Regions from separate parts of the Mus musculus genome. Here region 2 is linked to region 1. A link is a contact called in ENCODE Hi-C data. All regions are on one chromosome and are shown on one strand. The core of a region is the stretch at or near the end of the contact, and the rest is flanking DNA. Distances in the headings are between cores, read along the strand shown.

Region 1 (4,108 bases), core at 1,143-3,642:
TGTAATGTCCTTGCTTTTCCCAGGGGCTAACTTCTCACAAATGTAACCACTTAAGTGTCTTTAGTAGCCAAGAAATGCTGGCTCCTTGTAGGCTGCTCACTTAAGGAAATATTTTGCTATCTGTTGACTACCATTCTGTAAGAAAAGCCAGAGGAGAACCCCACTGCCTTTGCAGCATTTTTTACTTCATTTATTAAACTTCATAACTCGTAGGAAGCATCCAGGTTTAATTTGTTTTGCTTGATCTTATTACCTGGTACTACATACATACACACACACACAAACTATCCTTAATGAGAAGTGTCAGTGGGTTGCCAGTGTGGAATAGAGACTTGCTACTTAGAAGATGAACTCTGGTAGAGGGGGCTGTTTCTATGCCAAGCACTGAATTCAGTGCCTCACTGCCACTAGCTCATTGGGTTTCACGAAACCCCTGGGTATGCAGTTGTGTAATTGTCTCCATTTCGGAGATAAAAGATTCCAATGCACAGAAGAGATGAGAAAATTGCCCAAGGCCAGGGCCAGGATTTCATTTTTTTTTACACTAAAGCCAGATTTTAGGATTTAGGAGGTTAGACAAACCTCAGTGACATGGCACACCTACCTGTGAGGGACTTAGTCCATCCTTTGTTGCAATTCTTGTCAGATTAAAGGGCCAGAAAAAAAAAACAAGGTAAAGGCTTTATTGCTGTTGCATATATATACATATATATATATATGAAAAAGAGAGGGACACTTGCTTAATCTTTGAAATAGGAATATTACAGCAGCATCTGCTTTGGAGTACTGATGTGAGTATGAACTTACATGATGAAAAGTGCCCAGCACCGTGCCTGACATCCCAGCTGCCAACACTTCAAAATGTCCTTCTCCCCACTGTGGACATAGGATGGTGACAGGAAATGAATCATATGTGAACCCTGTTACATTGACACTACTTTAATAGAGACTAATCCGATGCAGGATTTTTTTTTTTTTTTTTTAATGTTCAAGTCAGTGGTTCTGCAGTACTCAGCATCTCTGACTCTGGAGCACTTTAGGAAATGGCGCAGTGATGCAGGTGTCAGGTATTGTTACATTCTTTGTTCTTGATCCTAAAAGGCAGGCTTATAGCACATCTGCTCTAACCCCTCTGGATTTTATCCCAGAATACACAGTAGTCTCAGGAGTGGAAAGGGGAGGGGTCTGTTACCCATTTCTTCTAGTTAATTAAAAATGAAAAATCTCTACAGTCACTGGAAAGGAAATAAGGTGGAAATTTTAAGTACCCCAGAAACACTTGAAGGGCAAGGGTGTGGGGAGTCTCCTGGGCAGAGTCTTTTGTCAGTGATACTACTAAACTTTAATGTCTGGGGAGAGTGGGTAGTTCAAATAAGAGGTGTGAAAGGGCCACCCCCAGCCCTAACCCAGCCCTCCTGAGCTTCCCTGCTTTAAGTGAAACTGGCCAAATTCTGCCTTTAAATGGAAAAGTTCCCTCATGTTCCCTTTCACCATGGGAGCTTTAAAAACTGTTGGCTCCAATGGAGCCACACTTTTGTAAAGCCTCCTTCAAAAATTATTGAGAAGAGGGGGACACTCAAGGAAACCATTTTTTGTGGACAGTACCCTGTAGGGCACTTTAAGGGTTAAAGTTTGTTGCAGAGAAGGTCTATCTTGTGGGAATATCCCCCAATATAGAAACAACTATTGTTGAAAGGGTAAGCCACAAACGTCTTCTTTTGCACAGCTTTCTGTGACAGGAGTAACTCCTTGTTCCCTGTGTGTGTATGTGCGAGTTTGACTAAGCCTCTGACCATCTATCATCTACATGGGGCTTGCTTGTATCAATCAGGGTGCAGACTGTCAATCATAGTTAATAAAAGACTTCAGAACACAGCAGGGATCTCCTTTTACTATAGATCCATTCTACGATAGCTCTCAATTTATTATGTCACACAAATCAAAAAGGAAGCATTTATCTTATCATTCAGAGGCATCCCTTCTCCCTCCCGGTGTCCTAGCCCCTCCCCCTGCGCCAGTTTCCAGCCCCTCAAAGATGCTTTGTGCAAAAAAGTATAAGTTCTCCTTCTGGGTTCATTTTTGTTCCTTTTTGCTCTCCTCCTGGCTCCCCCCCAAAACAAGAGAGCAAAGCAAATGGCCCGGGTTCCCCCCCAACGCCTGACCTGTGTTTGCAGAAGGAGAGCAGGAGAGGGAGCGCGCATTCTGGAGCAGGCTCCTCTGACTCCGACCACAGGCTGTTTTGTGCAGGCTGTCCCTCTCCTTCGAAATCAAGCATCCCCCTCCCCGAAGCAGCAGGCAGCGTGCCTCCATTCGGCCACATTTGGTATGCATGAGCACGGCTGCAGGAAGAGGGGAGGTGGCTTTCTTAAGAAGGTTCAGGGGCTCAGGAAACGCCACTTGACTAGACTCCCAAGTTCCAGGAAGCCTCTGCCCTAATGGAATTTGCAGGTGTGGAGATGACCATGGGATGCCAGGGCCGTGGGGGACCGTTTATTTTCTAGGCACTGCCCAGATTTGCAGTTTCTTGTCTTCCCGGTGGAATTTGGAAGGGGTCATGAATCAGACTGATGCTTCTCGACCCCTAAATTGGACCATCCGGAAGCTATGCCACGCAGCCTTTCTCCCATCTGTCAGACTTCTCAAGGTACTGTAACTTGCTGCTTTGAATGGCTCTTACTCTGCTTTTCAGGTTGAAACGCCCAACTTCGCACTTGGGCTGGGACGCCAGTTCTGGGGCGTGAGAATGCATGCAGTTCTGGCTTGTATTACCCATGGCTAGAGAGAGTTCCCAACACCCCTACCCCACCCCCACCCCCACGCAGCCTGGAGGATAGCCTGAGCCACACTAGGGAATTAGATACGGTCTCAGGGATGGGGCTACCTGTGCGCATCCCCACCTTTCTTAACCATTAGTCCGCCAAACAATGGATTCTCTTATTTGGAAGGATGAGAATAATAGTGGGCATGAAATCGCTTCCTCTTCTGCATTTGGCTCCAGAGCTCATTTTCTTTCCCTGGGGAAGCCCTTCGACCCACTTTCCCTTAAATGGAACCTGAGAGAACAAAGGATTCTCCTCCTTATTTTAAAAGCTCCCTGGCTAGGTGGTCAGTCAGGTAGAGACAAAGGAAGAATGGACCTTATCCCATAGTGACTTTTTAAAGGCACGGTCATTTCTATCTCTTGGTCACTGGACTGGAGTCAGTGTGGAAAAGTATTGTTTCGCATCCGTGGAAGGAAGCCGTATCTAGCTCTGAGTTACACAAAAGATTCCTACTACACCTGAGCTGCAGTTGCTAGTTGTGTCCACAGTGCTCCTGTTTCTGGAAGCAAATGTATTAAAGATGCTGAAAAAGTCCTCACAACTCCTTGGGAATCTACCTTCATCCTCTGCCTGACAGGGAAGGACACAAAGTGTGAAGGCGTGGAGGAGAAATATTGCTTAGAAAAGAAAAACGTGCTAACCTTTGGGGGTGGGGGTGGGAGAGCATAACGGAATGTTCCACATTAAAGTTTGCCAGGCAAGACAAGTCCTTAATTCTCCTTTTCCTATTATATATGATCTTCTGATTTAATTACTAGTGACCATAGAGGGAACTGGCTGCAACAGAGGAATGATGGATTAGCCCTGAATAAATCACTCCTTTTTTTTTGGGGGGGGGGGGGGAGGTGGTATTCTGGTTAGGTTTGATGTGGACAGATCAGATAATTCTAAATAGCTAAGTGGTGTCTCGTTACCAAATATGACCCATTGTCTGAGTTTCCCTGACCCTGTTAAACACAAACTGGTATTAACTTTCACAAAGTGTGCCCCCAAGTGCCCTTCAAACCTCATCTTATGGTTGTCATGGCAATGACTTGCTTCCTAAGGGATATTTGGAAAGGAGAACATTTGAGGGCATAGGGAGTGGTTGAAATTTCTACACTTATGGGTGTTTTTGCTGTATTGGAGCAACATGTGTAATGAAGCGTGAAAAAGAATGAGGCCAGAGGATTAACAAATGAATGTGAATTTCCCTCCAGATTTAGTAGTCAATCAAGACTAGGGAAAAGAATGTTTTGGCAAATTCACTATGACTAAAAAAGTGAAGTTTTGTGAGCCCATGTGTA
Region 2 (3,747 bases), core at 1,092-3,591, about 37 Mb after region 1:
TCACAGGTTCTGGGACTCTGAGCATGTGCCAGGACACCATGTTTCTATAAGGCTGGAAACAGGATCCAGGGCTCGATTCATCCTAGGCATGCTTTCTGCCATCAGGGCTATATCTCCAGCTTTGTACATCTGTCTTTTCTGGAAGAACTGTCCTTATCTTGTTAAGCCTATAGAAGATCACATGACCTCTCCTCAGGGCAGAATCAAAGGGCTACAAGTAGAAATTTAAGCAAGAAGTAATTCTCTGGAGGCTGCACATATCGGTAGGTGGGGTCAAATAAGCAAGCCTTGGAGGTCTGGCTTTCTCTCCCACCCTCTTCCTGCCAACCTTTTATATGAAGACTTTCTTCCTTCCGTTCCCACACTCTCCCCTGCCGTGATTAAAACCCGCAGGATACAAATATAAAGTTGGCTGTACAACTTGATTGTAACACAGCAATTTGATCTTTAGGAGTCAATGCCATGCTTCATGTAGGCGTGTAATTGGCTTCTCATTACTTGTAAAAGACTTGGTGGGTTATTTGTGCTTGAGCAGCTTGGCCCCTGAATGCCTGTATGAGAGGTGGGAGGACTGGGGGAGAGAGTGGAGTAGAATATGGTGGCCAGGGTCTTCTGGAGAACTGCGCTATTCCTCCCGTCTTGGTCCATTCACGTTTATAGCAAAAGCCGCACATTGGGTAATTTATAAAAAGCAGTAGTTAATGTCATGCAATTCTAGAGCTAGAGATCCAGTGTGACACTACTCAGAGTGTCAGTATCTGATGAGGACCTACTCTGCTGACCACATCCTCACCTGGGGGCTGCTTACTTTGCCTTCTGAGTTAGTTCTTCCAAGCTGTATATAATGGTGACTAATTATTTTACTGAGAATTAATAAACTCTAAAAACTCTTTTTAAAGTAATTTTTTACTATTACGCTGTGTATATGGATGTTTTGCCCGCATGTAATTCTGCATACCACGTACATATAGTTCCCGTGGTGCCCAGAAGATTCACTGGATCCTATGAAGTTACAGACAGCTGTGAGTCGTCGAGTGAGTCCTAGGAATCCAACCGAGGTGCTCTGGAAGAGCAGCCAGCGGTCTCTCCAACCCTGAGAGTTTATTTCTTCATAATTTTTAAGTATCTATTTATTAGTGTGTGCGTTCACGTGCACATGCATGCACATACCATGGAACACACATGGAAGCCGGAGGGCAACTTGCAGAAGCCAGTTCTCTCATTCCACTTGTGGATTTCGGTTGTCAAGCCTGGTAGCATGCACCCTGACCTGCCGAGCCAAGAGGCGCTCTTTTTCTAGTCACCTCAGACAGAAGGACATTGACTCAGCAGCAGAGACAATTCTACCCAAGTCCAGGTGGATGGGCAGCTCATAGACAGCTACATCGCTAAAGAAGGGTCCCTCTCCCCGGCCTCTGACGTATCCTCAGAACGGGGAGGGACCTTGTGGATGTCTCACGTGGGTAGTCACAGATGCTCTGATTCCCAGCTAGCAATAGCCACATAAGACCCAAAAGACAGAATTTCCTAACAGAGAAAGTTTCCTAACAGAGTTTCCTAACAGAGAATTTGGGAGGACAACTACATTCAAGCCAGAACACTTCACTCACCCTGGATTAGAAAGATTTACTTTCCTCTAGAGGAGGAAGAGCTCAATAAATAGTGAGTTCAGGCTAGGTAGATGACTATGTGCCTTGCCGACATGAGTTCCATCCCCAAAATCATCATTTGAAAAAAAGAAGAAAAAGGCAGGGACTGACAGCACCTGTTTATGATCCCAGTACTGGGGAGGCGGAGCCTGGGGAGGCGGAGCCTGGGGAGGCGGAGCCTGGGGAGGCGGAGCCTGGGGAGGCGGAGCCTGGGGCGTTAGAGACAGGTGAAAGGGGTTTCCAGACCAGGCAGCCTGGACTATTTGGCAAGTTCCAGGTCACTGAGAGACCCAGACAGGTTCCAGCATTTTGGAAACAGTGAGCCTATGCTGTGCTAATTCTTATTCCTGTTGTCCAGTATTCCAGGTATGCCGGGGTAAGGAGTGCCTGAATTGTTCAGAAAGAACAGTCATTTGACTAAGTACTGAATGCCAGATTTGGTACCTGGAAACCGAAGCTGCAGTTTCAGAACAGGAAAGGCAGAGCAAAGTACAAAACAATCTCTGAGGTCCTCCTAAAGTCCCCGCCAGAAACTCTGGAGCTGGTCAGGAGGATCAATAACAATTTGGGGCACTAGCAGGGGCGCCATCCCAGTTGTTTGGATGAGCCAAACATGATGGGTTCCGGCTGCTTCCCAGTCCTCTGGGAAGCTCACGCACCATCCACTTAAGGCTGGAGCCTGGCCATTCTCCGGCCACTCCCACCTTCCTCTCCCAGGCTGTATGCTCCAGCCTCCTCTACACACTCCTCCTGTCCTGCCCTCAGCTGCTCCAAGAGGATGGAGGCTGAGGAGCCACCTGAGGCCAGGAGATGCTGTCCCGAGGCCCTGGGGAAGGCCAGGGGATGCTGCCCCGAAGCCCTGGGCAAGCTTCTGCCCGGCCTCTGCTTCCTTTGCTGCCTGGTGACCTATGCGCTGGTGGGTGCTGCTCTCTTCTCCGCTGTCGAGGGCCGCCCTGACCCAGAAGCAGAGGAGAACCCTGAGTTGAAGAAGTTCCTGGACGATCTGTGCAACATCCTGAAATGTAACCTGACAGGTAGGTGCCAAGGAGCCGTTACTGCCTCGGAGGTGCCCCGGCAGGAGGCTGTGAGCAGCTTGCCTATAACATTCTCACTCCTGACAGAATGTAGGCAAATGGTTTCCCCGGGTCTCACTTCTGTTCTCTGAGTAGTGGAGAGATGAACAGACGCCCTCCCAGGGGTGCAGTGAGGAAAGTTAGAGCCATAAGCAGGTGCTCTTAAGGCCCAGCTTTCCCTTCCCAGCTGTGCCTCAGGCTCCCATCAGCCCCACCCGGCCTCCAGGCCTAAGGAGAGGGTTAGTCCCTGGAGACTTGGTGGGTTGGGCGGGATCAGAGGTGCAACTCCAGCTTTAAGACTTCATGGAATCATCTAAACTGGGCTTGGATTTCCCCAGAATGGTCATATTGATTCCTATTTCAGTCTGTTTGCAGTGGGCTTGTAGGGGGTGGGGTCAGGGGCTGGGACTGGTGATGGCCAGGTTGTTGTTTTAGCTGAGTGGGTGGGATTCGTGCCTGCAGGACCATATCCTGCGGGAGAGAAGGGGAACCCACCTTCTGAGACCAGCCAGTAGTAAGAACCCTTTTCCAGCGGAGATGAGATGCACTAGGTCTCTGCAAGGCAGGAGATGCTCGTCAGGCATCCTTAGTGCCTGTCCATCTGTATTGCATCCCTTGATTTGGTTTGGTCGTGCAAAGGAATAATCAACAGAGTACTAGAAGGCCAGAGATGAAAGATAGTCAGCAGAGCGAGAGAAAATAAAAGAGAAAAAGAAATAAATGAGAAAACAGAGCCTGCTTTCCCCTGCTCACGGTCCTGCATGGCCTTTGCATGCCAGTGCTCCCTGGGGACATGGTTTGGGGGCAGCTGGTGCTCCCCGGGAACATGGTTTGGGGGCCTTGTCAGCTGGGTCTGAGTGAAAGCTGGTCCCAGAGAGCAGAGACCCGCTCTGTGGAGGGTGCCTCTTTCTTGCACCTTTGTCATAGCGACGGTTCTACTCAGTGGCCAGGGAGATGCTTAGGTGCTGTTGGGACACTTGCGGCTGTCATAAGACTCCTGTCTCCATCAAGTTCAGGGCTCCCTG

The links. A loop is a pair of places that touch in the nucleus more often than their neighbours do.
Region 2: a loop to region 1 is called in a map of T-helper 17 cell, with 90 times the contacts of the local background. The contact joins the promoter of Kcnk18 here to the promoter of Trpm3 in region 1. A Hi-C loop is called at or near these places in 3 of 37 maps with a recorded cell type or tissue (T-helper 17 cell and regulatory T cell).

What each region holds. Positions count from the first base shown.
Region 1 is chr19:22,445,816-22,449,923 of GRCm38, forward strand. Trpm3 (transient receptor potential cation channel, subfamily M, member 3) reads left to right here and starts at 2,393. Exons shown (of 26, transcript NM_001362491.1): 1 at 2,393-2,644. The coding sequence starts at 2,468. It overlaps Gm27151 (predicted gene 27151), which reads right to left and starts at 2,767. Exons shown (of 3, transcript NR_168265.1): 1 at 2,163-2,767; 2 at 808-876.
Region 2 is chr19:59,217,307-59,221,053 of GRCm38, forward strand. Kcnk18 (potassium channel, subfamily K, member 18) reads left to right here and starts at 2,342. Exons shown (of 3, transcript NM_207261.3): 1 at 2,342-2,683. The coding sequence starts at 2,428.